Regions from separate parts of the Mus musculus genome. Here regions 1 and 3 are each linked to region 2. Evidence: chromatin loops called from intact Hi-C (ENCODE). Cell type or tissue: left cerebral cortex. All regions are shown on one strand. Links, peaks and the distances in the headings refer to the core of each region. The heading gives the core; the rest is flanking DNA.

What was found. Hi-C counts contacts between places; a loop is a spot of excess contacts. Peaks named below come from ENCODE experiments on the same cell type or tissue, not always from the same donor. Only the 100,000 strongest peaks of a DNase experiment are listed, where the experiment ranks them.
Region 1: a loop joins it to region 2, with 1.9 times the contacts of the local background. A loop is called at or near these places in 3 of 42 quality-filtered maps.
Region 3: it touches region 2 in a loop (2.3-fold over the local background); 6 of 42 quality-filtered maps call a loop at or near these places.

Annotation. Positions count from the first base shown.
Region 1 is chr6:101,428,999-101,437,617 of GRCm38, forward strand. No RefSeq gene overlaps it. Among named protein-coding and RNA genes, the nearest start is that of Pdzrn3, 55 kb to the left of the region's middle. In left cerebral cortex, for the core only: no CTCF peak of the experiment used is centred there; a DNase peak (open chromatin) is centred at 4,058.
Region 2 is chr6:101,477,887-101,486,505 of GRCm38, forward strand. No RefSeq gene overlaps it. Among named protein-coding and RNA genes, the nearest start is that of Gm34335, 37 kb to the right of the region's middle. In left cerebral cortex, for the core only: no CTCF peak of the experiment used is centred there; DNase peaks (open chromatin) are centred at 3,591, 4,873, 4,967 and 5,391; H3K27ac peaks cover 1,963 bases.
Region 3 is chr6:101,529,618-101,538,236 of GRCm38, forward strand. Gm34335 (a long non-coding RNA gene) reads left to right here. Exons shown (of 2, transcript XR_869335.2): 2 at 7,573-8,619. Among named protein-coding and RNA genes, the nearest start is that of Gm34335, 14 kb to the left of the region's middle. In left cerebral cortex, for the core only: a CTCF peak has its summit at 4,971 (motif pointing left); DNase peaks (open chromatin) are centred at 2,086, 2,484, 2,966 and 4,958; H3K4me3 peaks cover 285 bases; H3K27ac peaks cover 1,356 bases.

The DNA of each region.
Region 1 (8,619 bases), core at 1,654-6,653, 49 kb before region 2:
TGAATCTACAAAGAGAGTGAAGGACTTGGATGGAAAGCAAATGAAAGCTTAGCAGCCAACAGGAAATCATATGATTTGCAATGTACAAAAACTACGTTGCCTTATGTGTGTAGGCTGAATTTTCAAGCACAGGAAAGGATGTTCGGGGAAGACACTGAGGACTCTTGCCTGTAGGCAATGATGGCATTCTGTATTAGAGATGCTTCAAGAATGTGTGTGAAGAATGGTTAGGGGATGCATAAGGTGGAGGGAGGAAAAGCGAAGTGCCGAAGAGCTGTCGCTTTCATGGTTGGTGATGAATAACAGGTGAGTACACTGGTGTTCCTCACCACTGAGAGACACCTGAGCATGCATAGTGCTGTCACAGGTTCTTGTGAGATGTGTGCTCAAGGCTATCTAGCAGGAATTGGGCATATGAGTTTGAAGTATCCTGAAGATTTTTGTCCTGTTGATATTCACATGGATGAATTACATGAAGATAGTGTTACAGTTTTCAAGATGTTATTAACAGTGACGATCTAAAGCTGCTTCTCTGTGTGAGTCCACTGGCTTCCTTCTCTCAAGCAATCTCTGGTGTTTGAGCCTTACTGTGATTTTTGCTGACCTCATCACCTGGAAGGACTTTTTCGAAGCATAATTGCTGTGTTTGTTAGAAAACTTCACCTGCTTTTTATCCACTGGTCTTTGTTTTTCCTAATAGAGATACACTTATGTCAACTATTCTATTCTTTCCAGTATTTGAACATGGCACTCATAATGACTTATGGCTATCAATGCTGCACACACTCCATGGGCAGCCCTTAATCCCCTAGACAATAGCAGGGTTCAAGGGTACAGACAGGTGCAAGGGATCTGGTTACCGACGACAGGAAGAAGAAGAGTAGTGCTGGTGATCTGGTCTTGATGGGGCTCATTGTGGATAGATCTGAAGTGTTTCAGAGCCTGCCAAATCCAACAAACAAGATTGCCTCTTATGAAAGATGTTCACTCTTGTGCCAACTGCCTGGAACTGCTATAAAGGACATTGGGAGATGGGAGGGGCTGAAATAAGGAATAATTTCAACCTCTCAGTTGAAATTGTGCACTGGGAAAGTTTGGGACCATGTTGTTTATAAACCACAAATCTCAGATCAAGTTGGCATAAGCAAGAAGGGGCATTTCCTGTCCCCTGCAGCATAGAGTGAAAGGATTCACTTTCTGTGAGGCTAATCCAAGACTTAAATGAAATTGTGGAAATTGTTCCTTAGGGTTTTTTTTTATTTGTTTGTTTATTTTTTTTCAGCTTTAGAATCTCATACATGCATATAGTTTGGTCCAGCTCCTACCCTTTGCCCCAACACTGTTCACTCCCAATTGTGTGTGTTCCTTTCTTACAAACTCACAGGGTCCTCTTTGGTGTTTTGAGAAGAGATTAAATTGTAGTTCAGAGTTATTGCAAAAATGTTACCTGTTGGAAGTAAGTAAGGAGTGAAGGGGAGGTAGAAGGAAGAGATATTTCTCAGAGCAAGACAAAAAGGGGGGAAGGGGACCATTTCCACCTTAGTATTTAGCACCAAACAACAAGGTTGACAACACCTGGATGATGAAATTTAAGAAAAAAGAGCAAACATAAGTAATGTTGTAGATCAGAAAGCTCTACTTCTAGTTGGCAAGGAGTGGAAATGGCTGATCAGCAAGGCAAAAGTTTGTCCAAACAATCAGGACTCCTCAGTTCCATAGTACCACACACATAACACTCCACATACTTGGATTATAGGAGGATTTGGGGACTTGGGGATAGACAGAGTCACGCTTAGGCATCTTACCCTGTCACATTTGTAGCTGTGGTATCCACAGGGAGTGTGTCTCAAAGGCATCCTGAGGTAGTTTCTAACCCCAGTTCTGTCCCTTGCTCGGTTATGTGATTCCTCAGGTCCTCATCCCTCACTGTTGGATTTCTTCTAAACACACACACACACACACACACACACACACACACACACACACACACACACGTGTGTAAGGTATGCATATACGCCAGGGTGTTGTCCTTTAGAGTTGCCCACCTTGGTCAGAATGTTTTGTTTTTGAGACAGGTTCTCTCACTGCTAAGGAACTCACCAAGGAAGCTAGGTTGGTTGCTTAGTGAACCCAGGTCCTCTCTCTACTTCCTGACCTGCCATCAGCCTCTAGCCCCAGAGAGAGAGAAAGAGTAAAATTGCCAGAAACCATCAGCTTTTGGCTCCAATCACTTGATGTCTTATCCTTGCTACTTTCCTTGGGTACTTGGCTGCCAGGAGGTATCTCTCCAGCATCGGGAATGCAAGTGTGAAAGTACATTCTATCATACCCAGATGGTGTGTGTGTGTGTGTGTGTGTGTGTGTGTGTGTGCACATGTGCACACATGAGTGGGCCCACATGCATGTGTATATGAGACCCTCCCTGCCTTGCTTTTTAAGACATTGTGTGTTAGCATTCCTTCTAGGCTCTGTCCACAGTTACCTGGCAACAACAGCCAGGTATGCCTGACTCACTCTAAAAGGGACTGCTTGCCACCTCCTCTCTCTCTTGCTCTCTTACATTCTTCCATCTCTGTTCCTTCTTTCCCCATTCTCCTTTCCCCATCTTGCTCTGTATGTCCATGACCAGACACTACTCTTCTCTCTCTGTCTCCCTCTCCCTCTTCTTCTCCACCCCCCCCCCACCTCTGCCTTGTCTCTACTACCCCTTCAACTCCCCTCCCCATGCCCTAAATAAACTCTATTCTATAGTGTACCTTTGTGTGGCTGGTACCTCTGGGGGAAGGGATGCCTCAGCATGGGCCCACAGAGTCACCTCCTTCCCCGGCACCATACCACACCTCCACCAAACATAATCCTGGCTTCCTCTTCTTTTTAATAAAACACAACACTGTGTCTGCTGAAACTGGAACTAGATTGACTTGTCAATAAACCCCAGAGATCTTCCTGTCTCTGTCCCGCAAATACTGAAATTACAGATGGCTGCCTCCATACCCAGACTTACTTGGGTGCTAGGGATCTGAGTTCAGGTTCTCCCACGTATGCACCAAGCAGTTAACCCATTGGGTGCTCTTCCCAGCCTCTGAAAAACACATCTTAAGGAAAGGACAGACAAGTAATTTTGAAAAGAGAGCAAGAGAATCCATATGACATGAAATTGGAGAGGGAATACTAGGGGGAAGGAGGGGACGAGAGGGTGAGGGAAGGGGAAGGGAGAGGCAAGGGATATGGAGGAATCCACTAAAACAGACATTTTATGAAAATATCATAATGAAATATTTTATATGCTAGTTAAAAGAATAAACAACAACAAAACCTAGGGGCTGTAGGAGTTTAGCCTGGGCAGTATGATAAAGATCAGTCAAAGCTCTCCTCCTACTGCCTACCCCAGTGCCTGGCACACAGAATTCATTCAGTGAAGGTGAGGAGTCCTCCCTCTACTCCCTGTTATGAGGTCAGTGGTCTTGCTTTGGTTTGGCTAACATGAACTTCTAGTGAATGATCAAATGCACAGAATCTGACCCAAGGTCTCTTATCACATGCGCAGGAATGACAGGATCACGACTTGTCTAGAAAAAAAAAAAACAGATTATAGGCTAAGTGATGGCTTGCCTTGGGGAACAGACAGACTCAGCTCTTTTCCTAGCACAGAGGTAGCTTCAGGATTCAACTCCAAGCCTCAGTTTCCCTATTTACCAACACTTGCAGGACTATCAGACAAGCATGAAGAATTGAGGCATTGAGTTTAATATCATGGCCAGGCCTTGGACAATGTCCATGAGAAATAATGACAGAAGGAACCACACTCATTTTTGTTAGTGGCCTACAAGGCTGCTTCATGTCCTGCACACCAAGATCTCTGATGGAATCTCAGTTATATCTTGGGGGTGATGTTAGTTACATGATAAACTTGCTTTACCATATGGGCCTCCTTAGTCATCCTTGTTAACTGGTTGGAATGTGACACGAGAGTCCATTTGCCTGCTGGGTGCCTTTTAAAGAAGGGGGCCTGGACTTCATTCTACTGGTGATTTATTTAAAAATGCCTGCAAGCGAGGAGACGTGAAATGTTCTGCAGAGTCTGTGTCCGCGTCTTGTCCCAGAGTGATCCTGTGGCTGTTCGTTTGCTGTTTACGGGGCACGACTGCCTAATTTATAGACTCTGAAGAAACAAGCAGGCTTTTGGATTGCCTAATATAGTTTTTAATGCAGCCATAAATTCAGGGCCATTTATAGAACATCATGCCTCAAAATGCTCTCCTCAGCTCTGTTACCTAGGAGGAGAAAGTGAGGCTTTTGCTCTATCACGCTAAAAACCAGAAAAATGTCAAAAGAAAAACCTGTCGAATGGCACTGAGTTCATAGAGTTGTATGTGAGCTTCGGTCTGGAGCAACACTCAGAAAGTCCAATTTTCTCTTAAAATATCTGTTTGTTTCCCAGCACAGAAGATGACTTGGAGACTGTTGGGAATATTTTCCCAGAAGAACTTGATTCTACTCTCATGTCCCCAAAATATTCCTCTGTTCTTAAAAGAATTTTTGCAATCACACAGCTGCTATAAAGTAGCAAGTGACATCTGACCTACATACATACATATATATATTTTTTCCATAACATCAAAGCTGTTTAATTACCTTAATTCTTCTCTGGAGTCTAACTTTCTCAAGTTTTTGTTTGTTTGTTTGTTTGTTTTTGTTTTTGTTTTTTAAGTCTGAACTTAGAGATAAAACAGTAACAACCAGGCATCCTCAGGGACCCACACTTTCTTGGGTGTTGCTCTTCTGTTGCTTTCTGAGGTGAGTGCTTTTATCACCTTAGGAAGTTTCAGAGAAAGGTCCCCTTTCTTCTGCCTCTTCCTGTCCTCCCCATCGACCCGGCCCCCACCTTATTTCTATTTTTCCTTGAACGTGGTGACTAGTTCCAGGCCTGCTTGTGTCAAGACAAGATACTGTTGTTAGAAAAATGAACTGGGGGTCATGCATTTATCTCTGTCTCTTTGCCTCCTCTGCAGAATCCAGAGCAAGACAAATTATGGATGACCCGCCTTTATCTGAGCCGAGCTGGAATGGAGATAAATGCCTTGGAAGGCGGGGCGAAGAGAAACAGAACTGTGTTAGAAAAACAGTTTGATGGAGGTAGTGGCAGGGGGTGGGGTGGGGGCCTGTGTGTTGCATTGAGTTTTATAATTGGCACCACGGAAGGGGTTCTAGAAGCAATCTACTGGCACTCCACCTTGGCATGGAAGCAGTGAGGTGGGAGGAAAGTGTAAATTCCTGTCATTTTCTTGTTACCTTAGGAGGTTTAGGGCCATAGAACACAGGTCAAGCATGTGGGGGTCTGAGTTCAGGCAGCTTGGTTTGAGTCTTGCTTGTGTTCAGAAACGAGTTCAGGAGTATTCCCTGCTTTATCTTATGCCAGATTCAGTGTATCTGGTTTTATGTTGAAGTCCTTGATTCTTTTGGAGTTGAGTTTTGTGTGGGGTGATAAGTATAGAACTATAGTTTTCTACAAGCAGGCATTCAGTTTGACCAGCACCATTTGTTGGAGATGCTGTCATTTTTTCAGGGTATATTCCTGACTCTATTATCAAAAATCAGTCTTATGTGTATAAATTTAAGTCTGAGTCTTTAAGTCAATTCCATTGATCAACATGTCTGTTTTGTGCTAATATCATGCAGATTTTATTACTATTGCTCTGTAGTACAGTTTGAGGCCAGGTATGGTGACACCTTCAGCAGTTCTTTCATTATTCAGAATTTTTAAAAGCTATTCTCCTGTGTGTGTGTGTGAATATGTGTATGTGTGTGTTTCCACATGAAACTGAAAACTGTCCTGTGAAGAATTGCTTTGGAATTTTGATGGAAAGTGCATTGAATCTGTAGATTGTTTTTGGTAGGCACTTTTACTATAGCAATCCTACTGATCCATTTGCATGGAAGACCTTGCCATTTTCTGATACCTTCTTCAATTTTTCTCTTCAAAGGCTTGAAGTTTTTAATCAAAACCACTTTTCACTTGATTGGTTAGTGCTACCCCACGATGTTCTACATTATTTGATGCTATGCTAAAAGGTATTGTCTCTCTGATTTCTTTCTTCATCCATTTGTTATTTGGATATAGGAGAGTAATTGATTTGTGTGCATCAATTTTGTGTCCTGCTATTCTGCTAAATGTGCTTATCAACTGTAGGAGTTTCCCAGTGTCATATTTAGGGTCACTTATTCTACTAAAATATCACCTGCAAGTAAAATACTTTGACTTCGTTCTTTTCAATTTGTATTCTCTTAATTTCCTCTAATTATCTTATTGATCTAGCTAAGTCTTCAAGTATTAAACAGGTGTGGAAAGGGCAGACAGCCTTGACTTGTTCCCGATTATAGTGGGATTGCTTTGAGTTTCTCTCTACTAAAGTTGATGTTGGCTAGGGACTTACTACAAATTACCATTATTATGGTTATGTATGTCCCTCGGATCCCTAATCTCTCCAGGACTTTGATCATAAAGTGGCATTCAATTTTGTCGAAGGCCCTTTCTGTCTCCAATGAGATTATCATTTGGCTTTTGTCTTTCAGTTTGTTTCAATTGTGGATTACATTTACTGATTTTCATACACTGAACCATCCCTGAATCTCTTTATGAAGCCTACTTGATCATGATAGATGATCTTTTTTATGTGTTCTTGGATTTGGTTTGCAAATATTTTATTGAATTTTTTTTGTAGTTATGTTCACAATAAAAATTGGTCTTTGATTCTTTTTTCTTTATTGGGTCTTTATGTGGTTTGGATATTATAGCAATTGTGGCTTTATAAAATGAATTAGGCAATGTTCCTTCTGTTTCTATTTTTTTGGAATAATTTTAACAACATTGGCATTAACTCTTCTTGGAAAGTCTGGTAAAGTTCCATGCTAAAGCCATTTGTCCAGGGCTTATTTGGTTGGAGACTTTTAATTATTGCCTCTATTTTACTGGGGGTTCCAGGTGTGTTTAAATTGTTTATTTGATCTTGATGTAACGTTGGTAAATGGTATGAATTGAGAAAGTTCTCTCTTTCTCCCCCTGACCCCCATCTCTCTCTCTCTTGATTGTACTTTAAGAATATCATTAATGATACTCTGGAGATCCTCGGTGTCTCTTGTTATATCCTCCTTATTTTCATTTATAAAATAATTCATTTTTATTTCATGTGCATTTGTGCTTTGCCTGCAGATATGTTTGAGTGAAGGTGTCACATCCCCTGGAACTACAGTTACAGACAGTTGTGAGCTACCATGAGGATACTGGGAATTGAACCTGGGTCCTCTGGAAGAGTAGCCTGTGTTCTTAATCACTGAGCAATTTCTCCAGCCCCCAATTTTCATTTCTAATTTTTTTAATTTGAATAATCATTATTATCTTTTTTAGTAATCCAAATAAATATTTGTCAATTTTATTGATTTTCTCAAGTAACAATTACTTTATTAATTTGTATATTTTGTTGTTGTTGTTTTTATTTTATTGACCTCAGGCAGAGTTTGACTATTTCTTGCCATCTAACTCTTTGAGTGTAATTTCTTCTTTTGGTTCTAGAGCTTTCAGGTGTGCTATTAAATGACTAGTATAAGATCTCTCCAGTTTTTAAGTGTCATTTAGTACTATAAACTTGCCTCTTAGAACAACTTTCATTGTTCCCATAAGTTTGGGTATGTTGTGCATTCATTTGCATTCAATTCCAGACAGTCTTCAGTTTCTTTCTTGACCCAGTTTTCATGAGTAGGAGGTTGATTAGTTTCCAGGAGTTTGTAAGCTTTCTGTTGTTGATAGCCAGCATTAATACATGCTAGTCTGATAGGATGCAGGGAATTATTTCCATTTTCTTGTATCTGTAGAGAGTCGTTTTGTGTCTGAGTATGAGGTCAAATTTGGAGAAGGTTTCATGAAGTGCTGAGAAGAGCATATATTCTTTTGTGTTTAAGTAAAATGTTCTCTAGATATCTTTTGGTCTATTTGGTTTATAATGCCAGTTGGCTCCAGCATTTCTCCATAGTTTTTGGCTTGATGACCTGTCCATTGGCTGGAGTGCAGTACTGAAATCTCCCACTGTCAGTGTGTAAGGGTCAATATGTGATTTAAGCTGTAGAAATATTTCTTTTGCAAATTTGGGTGCCCTTGTGTTTGAGGCATAAATGTTAAGAATTTAAATGTCCTCTTGGTGAGTTTTTCTTAGGGTGAGCTTGAGGTATTCTTCCCTATCTCTTCTGATTAATTTAGGCTTGAATTCTATTTTGTAAGAAATTAAAAGGCCACATGAATTTGCTTGTTAGGTCTGTTTGCTAGGTATATATTTTTCCATCCTTTTACTCTGAGGTGAGGTCTATCCTTGATGCTGATGTGTGTTTCTTTCCCTTTTAGTGCCTTCTGTAGTGCAGGGTATATAGATAGATGTTTCTTCTCTTTACTTTTATCATGAAATGTTTTATTTTATCTGTCTATTGTGATAGAAAGTTTTGTTAAGTTTGGGCTGGCATCTGTACCTCTTAACGTCTGTAGAGCATCTGATTTTCTCTGGTTCTTAGGAAGGTGTGGTGGCTGTGTGGTTGCCTGGTACTGAACTCTTTTGGGATGCTGATAGATATTGC
Region 2 (8,619 bases), core at 1,628-6,627:
TACAGCTGCTTCTGCCCATCCTTGCCCAGTGGCTGTCAGGGGCAAGCGGAAACGTGTATTAGCTTTTAAGTCTACTCAAAGAAAAAGACTCTTCTCCAAAAGACCTGATGATTGGTTTGTTTGTTTGTTTGTTTGTTTGTTTAACCCCTGTAGTGGGTTGTATAGGTATGGCCACCATAGAGTGAAAGCTTGCCCATGGGGAGTAGCACTATTGGTAGGTATGGCCTTGTTGGAGTGGGTGTGGCTTTGTTGGAGGAAGTGTGTTGGAGTAATGTCAGGCTTTGAGGTCTCTAATATGCTCAGGCTACAACTGATATGTGGCAAACAGTTCCTGTCTGCTACCTATGGATCAAGATGTAGAACTTTCAGCTACCTCTCTAACGCCATGCCTGTTTGTGTGCTACTAAGCTTCTTGCCATGGTGATAATGGACTAATCTTCTGAACTATAAGCTAGCTTCAACTGCATATTTTCCTTTATAAGAGTTGCTGTGGCCGGGCAGTGGTGGCACATGCCTTTAATCCCAGCACTTGGGAGGCAGAGGCAGGTGGATTTCTGAGTTCGAGGCCAGCCTGGTCTACAGCGTGATTTCCGGGAGAGCCAAAACTGCTCAGAGAAACTCTGTCTCGAAAAACAAAAAACAAAAGACAAAACAACAAAAAAGTTGCTGTGATCATAATGTCTCTCCACAACTATAAAAGCCAAACTAAGACAACCCCTCAAACACTAAAGCAAGTTACATGACCATTGTCATATAAAAGTACTTGCTGACTGGCTTGCAGCTGAGTTGCTGAACCAATCACTCAAGGCAGAATTGATTTATTTAAATAATCTACATCAATGGTTCCTCCTTCTCTATGGCATTAACACTCAAGAAAGTTAAAATTGTTCTAATTATTTGGAGAAAGTAATATTATTTCATACCGTAAGGAACTGTCCTTTAATCTAAAGAACTTCTTTTTTTAAAACAATTTTGCCAAATTATAATTTACAAACTAAAGAACAGATGCATTTAAAGGATGCAATTCAATATATCTTCAGTTGTATAATTACCAGTATCACAACTTTAGAACATTTTCATGGACAATTCTTTGATCCCCCTCCTAAAAACCAAACAAATAGGCACTGACTTATTTAACTGTCTACCTCTTAGCCCAGGGAACAACCCATTTCTCTGCTTTCTGTTCCTAGACTTTTTTATTCTGGGTATCGGATGTAAACGGAATGGAATACTGTATGATCTTTGGTGACTTGCTTCATTTACTTAGCATGATATTGGCAAACTTCCTTCTGTTGTAACATTCAGAAGTACCATTGCTTTTCATTGCAGATGATACTCTGTTGTATATATAAACAAAACATTAAAACCTCGTGTGTGTGTGTGTGTGTGTGTGTGTGTGTGTGTGTGTGTGTGTGTGTGTGGTATTGCAGGTGGATGGTAGATGTACGTTAGTGTAGATGTGTGCAGGGCGCACATGAATGAATATATGAATAGAGGTTCAAGTTGGCATCAGTGTCTTCAATAACCATTCACTTTACAATTTAAAGCGTTTGTCTCTTTGTGTGTGTGTGTGTGTGTGTGTGTGTGTTATATATGCACATATTATTCATGTGTGTGGGTGCATGTTCTTGTGGGTGTATCTGCATGTGTGTAAACATGCAGAGTCCAGAGATCTAGATCACGTGTCTTTCTTGATACAGTTAGTTCTACCGTCTGTGTTTGAAACAGGGCCATTCTCTGTTTCTCAGGCTAGAATGGACCTTGGACTAGAATGAGGAGTGAGCAGGCACCTGGAGCTTCCTGTCTCTACCTTGCTATGCTTCGAGACTATCGGTGTATATCACTTTGTTTGGCTTTTTATGTGGAAGATAGCTCTTCATGCATGGATGGCAAGGATTTTACCTACTGTGCCATCTTCTCAGCTACTAGACAGATCATAATTTTAATTCCTCCATCAGTTGATGAACATCTAGACTGCTTTCACTTTTTGCTATCCGGATTGCTGTTTGGGGTACTGATGTGCACATTTCACACAAGCATACAATTACCTCTCTCTTGAACACACATGTCCAGGAGTACAGCTGTTGGATCAGATGGTAACCTTAAACTTTGGAGGGGTTTTTGAACTGTGTTCCTGATCAGGTAGTCATTCAATTGTCATTCTTCTATGTGCTGCAGATGAAAATATAGCTGTTTATACTCTGTGACCATGATTTTCATAAACACACACAAAGCATTGTTTGCAATAGTACCACACGCTGCTCTTTCCAAGGATGCAGCCAGAAAAGGGGAGACTGTATTCTTGCTTGTAACATTACTAGGAAATGTTTGCTATTTCAGAAAAAATTAAACTAAACTAAACAAACGAAACAATCTGAGCATAGTATTGGTTGTATCTGAGTCACAAACAAAACATACATATGTCAGAATGTATCTGTATTCTCATCCAGGGGGAGTTTACTTCCTCACTGGTTATTTGAACATCATCCAAGCCAAGGTTTAGTGTCTGGGGAGGGTTCTCACTGGCATCTCTAGGTAGAGCCCTGGATTCTTGATCCACCTCTAGTCCCAGTGTGAATAGTGCTTAGGACTGGCACATACTCATAGTTCTCCAGCTTAAAATGTGCATTGGTTTCATGGACAGAATTATATTATATTAACATATTATATACTTGAGGAAAGCTGTGTCTAGGTGTTTTAGCTAAAAATCATGTGATTTTATTAGATGCAACTGTAAGTTACCTTTTGTATAACTATGGAATTATGGATAATTTTATGCCATCTGTAAATTATTTGATCTCTGCATTTCATCTCTGTATAATACTGGGAGATGCTACACACTGAAGTTACTAGAACGGCAGCCAACTGGACTCCTTGGGTTTGATGCTTCGTGCTGGAGCAAGCTCAGCTTCTTTTAGGATAAATGGGCCATCTATAATAGACAGCAGAATGATCTGAGGATCTGAAAGGACAAAGGAAGAGGGAATGCTGTAGAGTTATTGGCCATGAACAAAATTTCAAATATTTCCAAGATCTTGATTTATAATCCTGTACTTTTCTCTTCTCCTATTTTATTCTTCCCTCCTGTTCTCTCCTCTTCCTTTCTTTCTTCTCTCTGATATTTTTGTAGAGTTCATTATTTACAAGAAATCACACTCACTAAGGCAAGCAATAGTCAATGGCCAGAAGCAGTCCAGAACCTTCTCAGACTCAAACCAGGGCTGTTTCCAATATTGTTGAAGCCTGTTTTGCCCATTGCCTCTTATCAGCAGATGTGGCTGCCAACTTTGTCCATCTTAGAACATAAAACTAGATAGAGAAAATAGATGGTATACAGCCTACATGTGGGCCACAGGAACTCCACAAAACAGCTGTCATGGGTTGGGTCAGAGCTAAAACCGTTTCCTGCCTCTGGGAAATCAGTGCTCTGAACCCTTCATATGTTCCACGTGGAGCGGTATGTTTCTTCACTGATCTGGGAAGAAGGCCCGATTTTTTGCAGAGTTCCGTGCATACATGGGAACTCCAGCATGACTATGCACAGTGTATGTGAAAATCAGAATCCTAGTGAGTTAGAAAGGTGGTTAAGTTGGTAAACTGCTTATCTTATAAGAATATGAACCTCAGTTTGATTCCCAGAACCCATGTTATAAAAGCAAGGCATGATGGTGCATGCTTATGATTCAAAAACTGGGCAGGCAGATACAAGGGTATCACAAGGGATCACTGGCCAGCCAGACTAAACTACTTGGCCAGTGAGAGACCCTGTCAAAAAATAATAAGGTAGATAGTGTTTGAGGAACACGTCTTCTGCTACACAAATGCAGACACACACAGAGAGAGGCATAGACACACAGACAGACATAGACATACAAATAGACAGACAGACAGACACACACACACAGACACATACACAGAGGCATAGACACACAGACAGACATAGACATACAAATAGACAGACAGACAGACAGACACACACACACACAGGTATAGACACACAAACAAACATAGACATACAAATAGACAGACAGACAGACAGACAGACAGACACACACACACACACACACACATACACACACACACAAAATGTTGGCATTTTGTCAAGGTTCTTCCCCACAGTTACATGGCAACAGCCAGGTATGCCTGGCTCACTATAAAAGGGGCTGATTGCCCCCTTCTCTCTCTTTTGGTTTCTTGTTCTTGCTTTGTCCTCTTCTTCCTGCTCCCCCCTCTCCATTCCCCCTGCTCTCTCTTTCTACATGCTCTTGGCTGGCCGCTACCCCTCTTCTCTCTCTCTCTCTCTCTCTCTCTCTCTCTCTCTCTCTCTCTCTCTCTCTCTCTCTCTCCCTCCCTCTCCATCCTCTCTCTCTACTTCTCTCTCAACTCCCTTCCCCATGCACTGAATAAACTCTATTCTATATTATACCATGTGGCTGGTCCCTCAGGGGGAAGGGATGCCTCAGCATGGGCCCCTGCAGAGATATCCCCTTCCCCCACACCTGATTAAACATCCACGAAACATATTCCTTTTCTCCTTATATTTTTATAAAACAAAACACACACACACACACACACACACACACACACACACACACACACACAGGATCTGCCCTCAGGGATGATCCTCTTAGGAGCTGGTCAGTGCCTGGGAACCAACATTTTAAACAAGACACTTTCTCCCCCTCTTCTTCACTTTTCACCATTCTCCTTTAGTCTGAATGGTTCTGGTAATTTTTTTTCTGACTGAGGCAAAAGCTGAGGAGGTAAATCCTGCCAGTCTATCCTGCTGCAGTGAGCTTGCTGGGATCCATGTGTCAGCTCAGCTTTCTGGCTGCTTGCAGAGGGCTAGAAAGTTGGATCATCTGGGGCTGGCTGACATTCCCCTGCAATGGAATTTCCTTTGCTGCAGAACCTGCGGCCAGCAGCATGCTGTGCACAGATTTTGTTTTTACTCAATAAGTTTTCCTTGAACTGGACCCGATCGAGCCGCAGTTAAGAAAGGAGCCTGAAGGCTCTGCCAACACGTCAGCTGCAAAGCAGACATCCTGAAGGGCTTACAGTGTGGAAAACAAAATGCCTACGGTGGCCCATGAAAGGGCACAGTGCTATTGATCATGCCAGCTACATGGTGAGATATGCTTCTTGTGCCCTGGCAGAGGAGTTCATCTTGATAAAAACCAGGGTTGGAAGAAGTGATGGATGTACTTAGATATGTGGCTAACCCCCAGCGAGCTGAGGTTTCTGTGTTTCCAACAGACTTTGACATGGGGGAGGAAACACATTAGAAGAAGAAATTGCTGGAGGAGAGGTTTGCCTTTCCCACCCCCAACACCAAAGACATTCTGAACTAGAAAGAAAGCAGGTCCCGAGGATATGAAATGCTGAAGTGCTATGGAGAGCAGCTACTTCAGCTGAGGTTGCTGGTGGGTGGGGAGAGATGACCCAGATTCAAGACAGTGAATCAGAGGAAGGCTGAAAGGAGATACATCTTTGGTGGCAGAAGGCTGTTTTGCCTTTTTTCCATCTGAGAACGGGAGTGCTTCCTTCAAAAGGAGAAAGTAACTCATAGCAGTGTCATATAGAGAGCTCAAGAGAGAGGAGTTCTAATGAAGGCCATGGGTAGCTTCAGAAAGAACCGAAGGCCATCTTAGTGACCGATGGACATGTACCCATGATTGTGATGGACACTGCCAAGTATATTGCTCTTTTCAACTTTAGGCAGCCATTAGCAATCGATCAGAGTTAACATTGAAGCTAAAGAGAAATGGAGCCTAAGAGATGCTCAGTTGGTAAAGCACTTGGGGCACAGCCATGAGGACCTACATTTTTGATTCCCAGCACTCCTATAAAAGTGAGATGGGCTGGAGGTGCATGTTTGCCATCTCAGAGCTCGGGGGACAGAGAGAGGAGGGTCCAGGGAGGCTGCTGGTGAGGAAGGTCAGTCGAATTGGCCAGCTCTAGGTTCAGGGAGAGAACTTGTCTCAAAATATAAAGTGGAAAGTGATTAATGAAGATACCTGATATTGACATTTGGCCCCTGAAAATGTTCATGGGCACATGTTCACATACATGAACACAGACAGACAGATAAGTGTGTGCACGTGTTCACGCGCAAACACACACACACACACACACACACACACACACACACACACACACACACACACACCTTTTTATCGCCACTTTACTCTCTTCCCGGAGCCTTAGGAGTGGGGGTTGTGCTGTACACAGTACACATATCAGCTGGGACTAGGTATCACAGGGTCAGTTGTTCTCTGCATTAAATGAGTTGTGAATCTCAGTGATAATTTCCAGATCCAGTGTGTAGTCTTCTCAAAGACTCCTCAGCCTCATCTTGATTTCTTATTACCTGCTTCTTTCATGAGGCTGTGAACTTGATATTTTCAGTAGACATCTGTGTGACAATGGGTGTATGAGCACCCAGAGGTGGGCATTCCGGGCCCACCATTTGGGTTGGGTTCTTTTTTTTTTTTTTTTTTTACAGGAGTTTGGCAAAAGTTATATGTCAAATAAAAACCACAACCCTTTCTCTCCTTAAAGAATACTAAATCCTCTGGGCAAAACTCTGACATGCCTATGAGTGTCTCTGGGGTATACATTTGAATAACGGCAACAGTTGTCATACTGATATGTTGTTACGCTGTAGGCTCTGTGCTCGGGCTCTCAATAAGATTATGCCATTAAATCTTTGAATGTTTTCAGCATAATTTTCCAGAAGAGAACACTGAGGTTCACAGAAGTTGAGCAACTTCCCCGAGGTCATATAGCTGGGTACTGGCCAAGCTGCTATTCGGATTCAAGGAGTCAGACATTCCAGGATTAGTTTGAAGCTTGCACTTATAGTCCAGAGGCCACCGAGACCCTCCCCCCCTTTCTCAGTCTGGTGAATAAGGGAAGATGTGAAGGCTCAGAGCAGACAGACTTCATTCCCTAAATAGCTGGTGTGGAGATTTCTACCACCCACCTCCTCTCTCTCTCTCTCTCTCTCTCTCTCTCTCTCTCTCTCTCTCTCTCTCTCTCTCTCTCTCTGGCAACGGTGAGCTGTGTGGAGAGGAAGCATGCAGAAATGGTAAGCTGACACCTCACTGCCTCACCGCCATGACTTATGAGCACACATCAGACACACAGTTGCCAAACACCCTCTCATGACACTCATTTTCCTCAGGTCCCAGCTGCCTGAGGGCCCTGAAAGAAAGCTGGGGCCAGCTCTGGGGTCAGCCGAACAAACAGATGGAGATGAGGGGAGGTGACACTCGATCAGGCCTCCGCATCTGCTGGGCCTGCCATGGCTGCTTGGGCTGCCTGATGTCTTGACCTAGCTAATCTTGGTGGTCATCCTCAGGCCGGCTGTCCCGTGTCATTCATGGCCACCCTGAGGTGACTTCTGCTTAGAGATGCTCTTACTCAGAAAGTCAAGCTGACTGGGTCCCAACTGCTTTTTTTTTTTTTTTTACATTATGGCTTTGAGCCTACCTTTTTTTTTTTTTTTTTAAAATTAGGTATTTTCCTCGTTTACATTTTCAATGCTATCCCAAAGGTCCCCATACCCAACCCCCCAATCCCCTACCCACCCACTCCCCCTTTTTGGCCCTGGTGTTCCCCTGTACTGGGGCATATAAAGTTTGCAAGTCCAATGGGCCTCTCTTTGCAGTGATGGCCAACTAGGCCATCTTTTGATACATATGCAGCTAGAGTCAAGAGCTCCCGGGTACTGCTTAGTTCATATTGTTGTTCCACCTATAGGGTTGCAGTTCCCTTTAGCTCCTTGGGTAATTTCTCTAGCTCCTCCATTGGGGGCCGTGTGACCCATCCAATAGCTGACTGTGAGCATCCACTTCTGTGTTTGCTAGGCCCCGGCATAGTCTCACAAGAGAGAGCTATATCTGGGTCCTTTCAGCAAAATCTTGCTAGTGTATGCAATGGTGTCAGCATTTGGAAGCTGATTATGGGATGGATCCCTGCATATGAGCCTACCTTTTGGCAGACAGTTTTTGTATGGACAGCTCCTGGGTATTGTACAGCTAATATTAATGTGTTTGTGTAGCTATGTATTATTCATCCCGTGTTTTATAGCTTGATATCAACAATGCACACTAACTTTGTGAGGCTAACTAAACTTTTAGGAATTTCATCATAACATCACGAAAGATACAGATTTGTTTGAGGAATGTGCTCTATGTTCATATGCAGACGTCATCCACTCACCTACCTCTCTAACAGTTACGGGGCACTTAGGATTGCCAACCAGCCTTCCTTACATGGGCTCCTGCCAAGCCAGAAGAGAAAAACAACTTCATTAATGCCCCAATCACACATGCATGCTACAGGAGGAAAAATGAACTTGGCACAAACCGATTGGTAGAATTTCAATCAGAGCAAAGCTGCACTTAAGAAGAGTGGACTATGGGGTACTTAAATGCTTAATTCCTTTCAGACCTCCACTGAGACCAGAGGGAGGAGACAGGGAGATGAGACATGTTGGGGAACACAGGTTTTATCTGAGTTTCACTGGAGGGCATAGAAGGGTCTGAAATAAAGACATGATACACGAATGACATTACAAAACTTTTCTAAAAATTTAGGGGCTATTTTAGACAG
Region 3 (8,619 bases), core at 1,870-6,869, 52 kb after region 2:
CCAACACTAGTTGACCCTATTTTATCACACACAAACACACACACACCACAATATGGATTAACACATATAAGTAAGATTTGAAACTATGAAACTCCCACAAGAAAAGTGAGAAGACTTCCCATACAAGCCTTGGCAATGATTTCTTCATATTACTGAAACAGCACAGGCAATGAAAGCAAAAATAGGCAATTGGGATACATCAAACTAAAAAACATCAGCATAGCAAAGGATACAACTAAGAGTGAAAAGGAAGCCAACCCATAGAGTATCTCATACTGTGAGTCAAGGGAGCTAAGAGCATTAATCATTAGTAACTTGGCTGGATTTAGAATCATATAGGAGACACACCTCTAGGTGTGTCTATAAGGCTGTTTCCAGAGAGGTTTACCCCAAACGGAAAGGCCCACCCTCAAGGTAGATGGCACCATGTCCAGGTGCGAGGGCCCAGACTGAACCTAAGAGGAAGAAGGGAACGCCAATTGAAAATTACAGTTTCACTTGCCTTGCTGACATGAGCAAGCAGTTGCCAGTGCTCGCACTGTTACAGAGCACTCCACTGCCATGCCCTCACCACCATTATGGTGTGCATCCTCTCAGACATGAGCCAATATAACCATCCTTTTCTTAGTTCATTTCTCATCACACACTCAGTCACAAACAACTTGAAAAATAAGGAATACTATCCAAAACAGCCCAAGAACTTGTTTGATTTAATTGTGAAAGAAAAAGACAGACCTGGCCTGGTTGGTGGTGACACACACCTTTAATCCCAGCACTGGTAAAGCAGGGGCAGGAGAATCTCTGAATTCAAGGCCAGCCTGGTCTGCAGAGCTAGTTCCAGGACAGCCAGGGCTACACAGGGAAACCCTGTCTCAAAAACCAAACTAAAAAACCAAACCAAAACAATATAACAGAGCCAAACAAAGAATCAGACAGAAACTCAAACTAATTTAAAATACGCAAAGGATTTGAGCAGACCTTTCTCCAACAAGGTTACAGAAAATGCTACCAGTTCTGTGAAGAGACACTCACAACTCTCCAGGGTGATACTGTTTTAAATCTGTTAGGATGGTTTTAAAACAAACAACAGGCAAAACAAAAGATAATAAGGATTGGTAAGGATGTGGAGAAATGTGTGGTAGAGTGTAATATTAATCTCCTACCATGGAAAAGCATATAGAACAATGTTATGGTTATTTAATCTAACAACACTTCTCCTGAGGATTTTCCCAAATAATACAAAATAAGATATCAAAAGTCAAATCATTATTCTTATTGATCATCAATGTATCCTTCACAAAAGCCATGGTAATGAAGAAATCAACTGAATGCCCACCCAAAGGAGAATTGATAAATAAGATGTGTAATATGACATAATAGAATATTATTCTGTTCTTAACGAGAAGAAACATTTCCCACATGGACTAATATCAATGAAGTGTTGGATACTATGCTACATTTAAAAAGTTGGTTAGCACCCATTTGTGTGAGACATCTGGAATAGTCAAACACAAAGAAACAGAGAGCAGAATTGGTGGTTGTGGATGCTGAGGGAGAGGAGTTTTTATTCAATGGGTATAATATTCAGTTACAAATGATGACTGAGTTCTAGAGACCAAGCCAATTATTAATAGTGTATAGTATATTTAAATATTCCATAAAGAGCTGAGCTCAGGTGTCTTCACCAATTTTCTTTTCTTAATGAAGATGGGATAGACAATAGGAACTTGAAAATGATTTCATCTGTGAGACTAGTCATTTTTCCCAGCTCTGCAATATACTAGTCAGTTTGTGTTAGACCTGCAGTAACAAACACCACGGCCCTCATTAACCAGACCTTTCCTTTGTATGTCAAGTCTTTCGCTAGGTACACAAAGGCTACAGCTCATGCAATCTCAAATTGATCCTCATAGACACTGGGAAATATTATGGGATTTCCCAGTTTTACTAATGAGGAAATGGAGCTTAAAATTTGTCAGGCAACATGACCAAGGTGCCAAGCTAAGTCACAGCAGCACGTGGCAGGATGCCCAGCTACACCCTCCTTTTCTTTTAGCCATTATTAAAGAAAATTTGCCCTGTGCCCTAGAGGCCAACTCCCTTCCCCCAAGTTTCTAATCAAGATGACAAAGAAAGATGGAGTCCCAAGCAGGTGAGCATTTGGCCTGACTGGGGCTCTCCTCTATCAAATTGTATGAGGTGTTGTCACATGAATAATAATTGGCCATCTGGGAGGAAAAGGAGGCTCTGAACCCTAGGTTGTTGGAGCCTGCTATGTGCTCCTTTGGTCTCTCTTGGTAACTCTTTACCAGGAAGTAACTTGCATCTTTGGTGCATTTTTTATTTCAGAACGATTACTGCTAAAATGATCTGAGTTAGGAATGTGAGAGGATTCTGGCCCCTTGAGCATTTGTATGGAAATAAAAAGCAAAGCTGATTCTCTCTACTCCAGTTTAAATAAAACCACAAGATGAGCTCAGCCTGCACCCTCCCCCACTATCCCTACCTCCGCTCTTATGAAAGACCAGCAATTCTTGGAACACGGGATTACAACAGCGCTTCTTGCCTGACGTTCTCATCCTTACCAAAAAAAAAATCTTTATAGTCCTCACTATGTGCTGTGTTTGGCCTCTAACTCTTTTTAAAGGTCTTGAGACCCCAAACATATTCCCTCTAAGCCTGTTCTATTGAAACCTTTGGAAGTGTGTACACTTCTCAGAAATGTAATTGGGATAATTGGGATGCTCTGCCCACCAGGGTTTTGTTTTGCAAGAGTCAATTGATGTCATGTAAGTCGTTCACTTTTCTCCCTTTTCTTCCCAAGTCTTTTTAATCTTAGAACCAGGAAGTCCCATTTTGCCAGCAGACGATGAACTGTAACCACAGAAAGTTGGAGGCGGGTTCAAAGCCGGCTTGAATATGCTTTAACTTTGGCAGAAAGCATTTGCTGCCCCCTCATTTGGGAGGAACGCCTCAGTAGGGAGTGGGATAGATAAGGGTGTGACAGGGCCAGCTATGTTATTGGTGACACGGCCAGTGGGCTGTCTCCTGTTAGTCCTGTGTGGTATGTGTCAGGGAAAGCAGTCTTGTTCTGGGAGGTTCTGAGCAAGACCGAAGAAAACTAGGTTTCATTTTCCACTCAGACACTGTTGTGGAAAGAGTGAGTCGCTCTGCTCCTTGTTTCTGTGCCCAGAATAAAGGGGCCACTATTAATTCCTTCATTCTGTTTGAATAAGAAGAGCTAACACATTCAGTGCTCAAAACAGTGACATAGTGATGCTGCCTCACAGTCCCCTGTTCTTTTCCTGACAAACTCTCTTGCCACTCAGTTTTTATCTTTCCATAATACAGAGAAGCTCACAGGCATTGACCGTCTTGTGGCCTTTCGTCTTTCTCAATCATGTCGATGATGCATCTTTCCACAGACTTTACCTTTGCTTCAGGATACTGGGGAACTTCAAAACTTCCTTAATTGAAGATATATATATATATATATATATATATATATATATATACATACATATATATACATACACACACATATATATATATATATATACACACACATATATTCATCTATCTATATGTATATTATTTTCTTCAATGCTGTTGCAAAGAGTTTGTCACTCTTCTTATGTTACCTATGTTTTGTTTTGTTTTCATGTGTGTGGAATGTGCTTATAGGGTATATATATGCATTTTGGCATGTATGTAGGAGCATGTCTGTGGGTGAGCCCTAGGTTTGACACTGAGTATTGTCTTTAATCAGTCCTCCCTTTATTAATCAAGACAGGGTCTCTTAACGAGCCTTTATCTATCAATTCCGGTTAGTTTGGCTAGCCACCTTGTCCCAGGGATCTTCTGTCTTTGGCTTCCAAGTCTGGGATTAAAGACAGTTGCTGTACTGCTCGCCTTTTACATAGGTTCTGGGGATCTGAACTCAGATCCTCACACTTGTATAAGCAAGCACTTTATCCAATGAGACATCTCCCTAGCCTACCCGCTCGCTCCCCTGCATATATCAGTCTAACAGTACATTCTAAACTAATCACTGACTCCCATGAATTGGATGGTCCTTCTGATCAACCTTGTTCAATAGAACTCAGTCATGGTAGAAGTTCCTACATCTGTGTTTCTAATACGGCTACCACTAGAGACATTTGGTTGTGATTGAACACTTGAAGTGTGGCCATTGTACCCAAGGAATGGATTTTTTTAAATTTTACTTTAATGCTAATTGTCAACTCCCAAAGCTTAGAAGGCTTGTGATTCCTATACTGAGGAGCACAGCCTGAGACTGGACCCTCCTTGAGGCATTACCACCTATGATTAGCAGTGCCTAGCATGTATTTGCTGCCCCCTCATTTGAGACTCAGTTAATATTGACTTCATTCACTGCTGGATTTATGTCTGATAATAATGCTACCAGAAAGACAGTAGTAACTTCAGCCATTTCATCTTTATATAAAAAACAGGTAGAAAGCAAAATGAAATCATCTGACAGTGTAACATGGTTATGTGGTGTTGTGTTTAGGGACCAGGATGTGGGATGTTTCAGATAAATCCTCGGTCCTGTTATTTTACTGCAGGACTTCAGTATATGTGAGTGAATTCTTATGTAAGTAGTTGCGCATGCAAGTTACTGGGGGGAGGGGCAGCATTTTATAGTCAGCTAATTGTCTCCATACAATTAGACATGCAAAGGCTTGCTCATATAAAAGCCAACAGAAAGGAAATAGGAGGGCGTGGGGGAGTTGGCACACCGCTTACAGATCATTAGTATTGTGCACATATTTAAAGGCTATATTGGCTAAATGGATCTCTTTTAAAAGAGAAAGAGTGTATCATAAAAGAAAGATTACAATAGCCAACAAATTGGGCAGCTGCTCTGCTATGTGAGATTGTTAACTTTCAGATGCTGATGGCCTCAAAGTTCAGAATCACACGGCGAAGGAGATGCTGCCACCTCCTGGTATTTATCTGCAGTGAACCAGGATTTCTGATGCTGTGGCTCATTGTTCTAATTCGCATGATTTAAAGTTGCATATTAAGAGTAATTCTAAAATTACTCTACTTTGGAGAGGAGAACATTACCACGCTTCAGAATTTCCATCTTTGTACCAATAAATATAGCCATCTGGGTGTTTTCAAATTCTCATTTAGCTAGATTCATTTAGCTGATTCATGACAAGTGTTCCCTAACAAAGGGCTGTCATTCTGTGTCAATGATGGAACTGTGCATCTTTGTGGACACTGATCAGGCTTTGTACAGTTGCTGACTTATTGAATCAAACCCATTTTTGAATCTTTCTTAACACTATACCTGAAGCCACAGGGCCGGGCCAAAGAGCTATTATAATTTTATAGAGCCCGATAATTTCATTTGAATGAAAAATCTTGGTAGACTAATCAGTGCTGTTTATCAGAATTCAGAAGCTGGGTTGACATCTTGAGTAATCAGAAATAGCCAAAGAGATGAGAGATTTTGAGCTTTCATAAGTAGGGCTCTCTATATAGAAGGTTGTAGATTTATATAGTGCTTTAAGATGAGAATCACATGGGGGTTTTGGGTATCTCCACATGATCAAGCTGCTGGATGAAAAGAAAGAGGTATCAATGTGGAGAAGTGAATGAGGAGAAGAAAGAAGCATTTGTTTTTGACGTGTATATAAATAAATTTCAATGAAAAAATGGGTGGTAGGCAACCCATGCCCAAATCATCAATGTCCATCACATGTTTTAATGCTCCTTGCATTAGTCGCCTTTTTCTTTGCTAAAACAAAATAACCTTTGAAAACAACTAAAGGAAGATTGGGTTGATCCTAGCTCATAATTTGAGGATGCAGTGCATCATGACAGGAAGTGAATTTGGGCAGGAGTGCCAGGTAGCTGGTTACACATTTCTGCGGCCACAAACCAGAATGTTGACTGCTGCAGCTTAATTTGCTTTCTCTTTTTTATTCAGTTCAGGACCCCAGCCCATAGGTCTTCAAGCATCTAGAACGCCGTATCTAGAAACTCCTTCACAAACAAACCCAGAGGTTTATCTCCTAGGTGGTTCTAGATCCTCTCAAGCTGTCAATCAATATCAACCATCACACTCCCCTCCCGGTAGGGTTCAGCTGCCTCTCTGGATCATCAATTGACCTCCCATCATCTACTCAGCCATTTGTTAAAAAGATGTCCCTTGTATGTAACCTCCTAGAGTTGCATTAAATTGATCCATGCTCACTAATTCATGGATTCAACTAATCATTTAAGTAACACTGCTGCACATATACTAACCACCTGATATACTATTAAGGACACCAAAGAGCATGTGATATAGCCCTTGGCATTAAAGAACACATTTTTTTCCCCTCTTGTGTGTTCTGAAACACAGGAGCTATGTCAAACACTTTACATCTCATTAGGTATTCATTTGGTCAACAATATTTACAAAATTTACTGCTGTGTGTCAGACATTGTGCTAAGTGTAAAGAAGAAACAATGTTGAGATAGGATTCCTCACCTCGTAGATGCTGCTGTGCCTTGGGAAAGGAAGGTAAAGAAACAATGGATCAAACCATGGTTTTCTGTACTTCCCCAGGGCATTTTGGATAGTCAGGGCTTGATTTTCTATACTGCAAAACCTCACAGATGTGACTAGGCATGTTGTTTTTCTGATAATGGATGTGGGTGTAGCAGTAACACATTTCTTACCCAAATCTCTCAAAATCAGGATTTTATGTATTTTTTTGTGATGTTTTCTCCAGACTTCCATGGTATGTTGTATCTTTCCATAGTCCTTTAATATTTTCTTTTCATTCAGTCCACATAACTTCCTATTTTATAACTGGGATGACACCTGGCATGACATAAAGAGGACAGAGATGTGGGATGGCTAACACATGACTGTCACCGCAAGTGTTGAGACAGTAGCCTGTGTATCTCTAAGAAGAATAGGTATTATCCAAGTTAAGAAATCAGAGGGAAGGGGACATGGCAAAGGATTATGGGTAGAAAGAACAATGTTTTTAGAAGCCCCAAGGAAAACTCCTGGAATAAGAAGTCTTAGGTCTATTTTTACACATGAACAAGCTGAGGTTAACCTGTACTTGTGCTTGATCTGAACTTGGAACAAAAGGAATAGGATGAATTTCCTGCTTCTGTACTTCTACAAAATACTAAATGTGGGATTCCCATATTTCATGTGTAGCTTACTCACTTACATTCCCTTGCAGGATCAGGGACACAGATGTAGCCTTCAGAGTTGGTGAGCATTTGAAGACTGCTTTTAGTTTCCAGTGGTCACAAACAACCTCATCTATGCTTATTCTAAAGATGAAGAGATTTGTTGGAAGGCCTAGCTTTTCATGATGTCAACTTCAAAAGATTTAGAATCACCATGGAAACAAATCTCTCAGTATGCCTGTGAGGGTGTTTCTAGGTTAGGTTGATAGAGGATGAAGGACCCACCCCATGGTAAGTAGTATCATCTCACTGGCTGATTTCCTGAACTCAAGAAAAAATTGAAAGTGTTTACATCTCTTTGAGCCCTGGCTTTCATCTCTCTCTGTTTTCTCACTGTAGATGCTGAGGTGACCAGGACCTCATGCTGTTGCTCCTGTGCCCCGTTGCTCTCTCTAATGGACTTTACCCTCAAACTGTGAGCAAAAGAAGACTCTTCAAGTAGCTTTTTCAGGTATTGTGTTATAGCAACAAGAGCAATAGGAACAAGAAGAACAACAAGAACAAGAACAAGAACAACAACAACAACAACAAGAACAACAAGAACAACAACAACAACAACAACAACAACAACAACAACAGTAACTAACATAGGCAGACACTGGGGAGAGGAATTGCCAGGCCATACAACAACTGTAAAAGACAATGGTAAACACTTTCAAGAGTCAATATTCCAACTTTGGTTCACACCTGCAGTTTACAAAAAACCACCCCTTCCGCATCCTTTAGAATGCGATTTAGTAAGGTATATCTTTTCAAACTTAGCCAGTCTGATGGGTCGAATGCTATCCCACTGTGATTTTAATTTAAGGTTCCTTCATGACTAGTGATGTTAAGCAACTTTCTGTATATTTATTGGCTGTTTTCCCAGTACTATTTATCAGATGGCCGCTTCTTGGCATCTGGTTTAAGGTTAAGCGCCTTAAGGATGAATACATCTAGTTTCCAAAGACAGTGCACTGTTTTTACAGTTCTCCAAGTTCATGGTTCTCATTAGTTCTTTTAACAGAGACACCCTCTAGATTTGTGGGGCTCTGCTTTTTCTCACTAAGTGGCTCTCTCGGGCCAAACTTTCTATATGTGGATTTGGTTCAATAAATGTACAAAATCAAGGACAGACCAAATAGAAAGCCACTAAAGGCCATTGGCTAGGTCATCAAATGGTCTCTTAGATGGTGGTGGCTGAACACTAGCCTAGGAAAATATGTGTATCTTCCCATCATTTTCTAAGTAAAAGTCTCAATGGACATGTTACTGTGAATTTATGATGTTCTTTGAGGAGTTTGGGTTAGTTCTGTAATAAAAATCCTGGCTTATGGAGACACGCGTCTGGTTCCCACACATTTAAGGCTAAAGAGAGCACAACTAAGTTTTCTTAAGGTCAGCTTA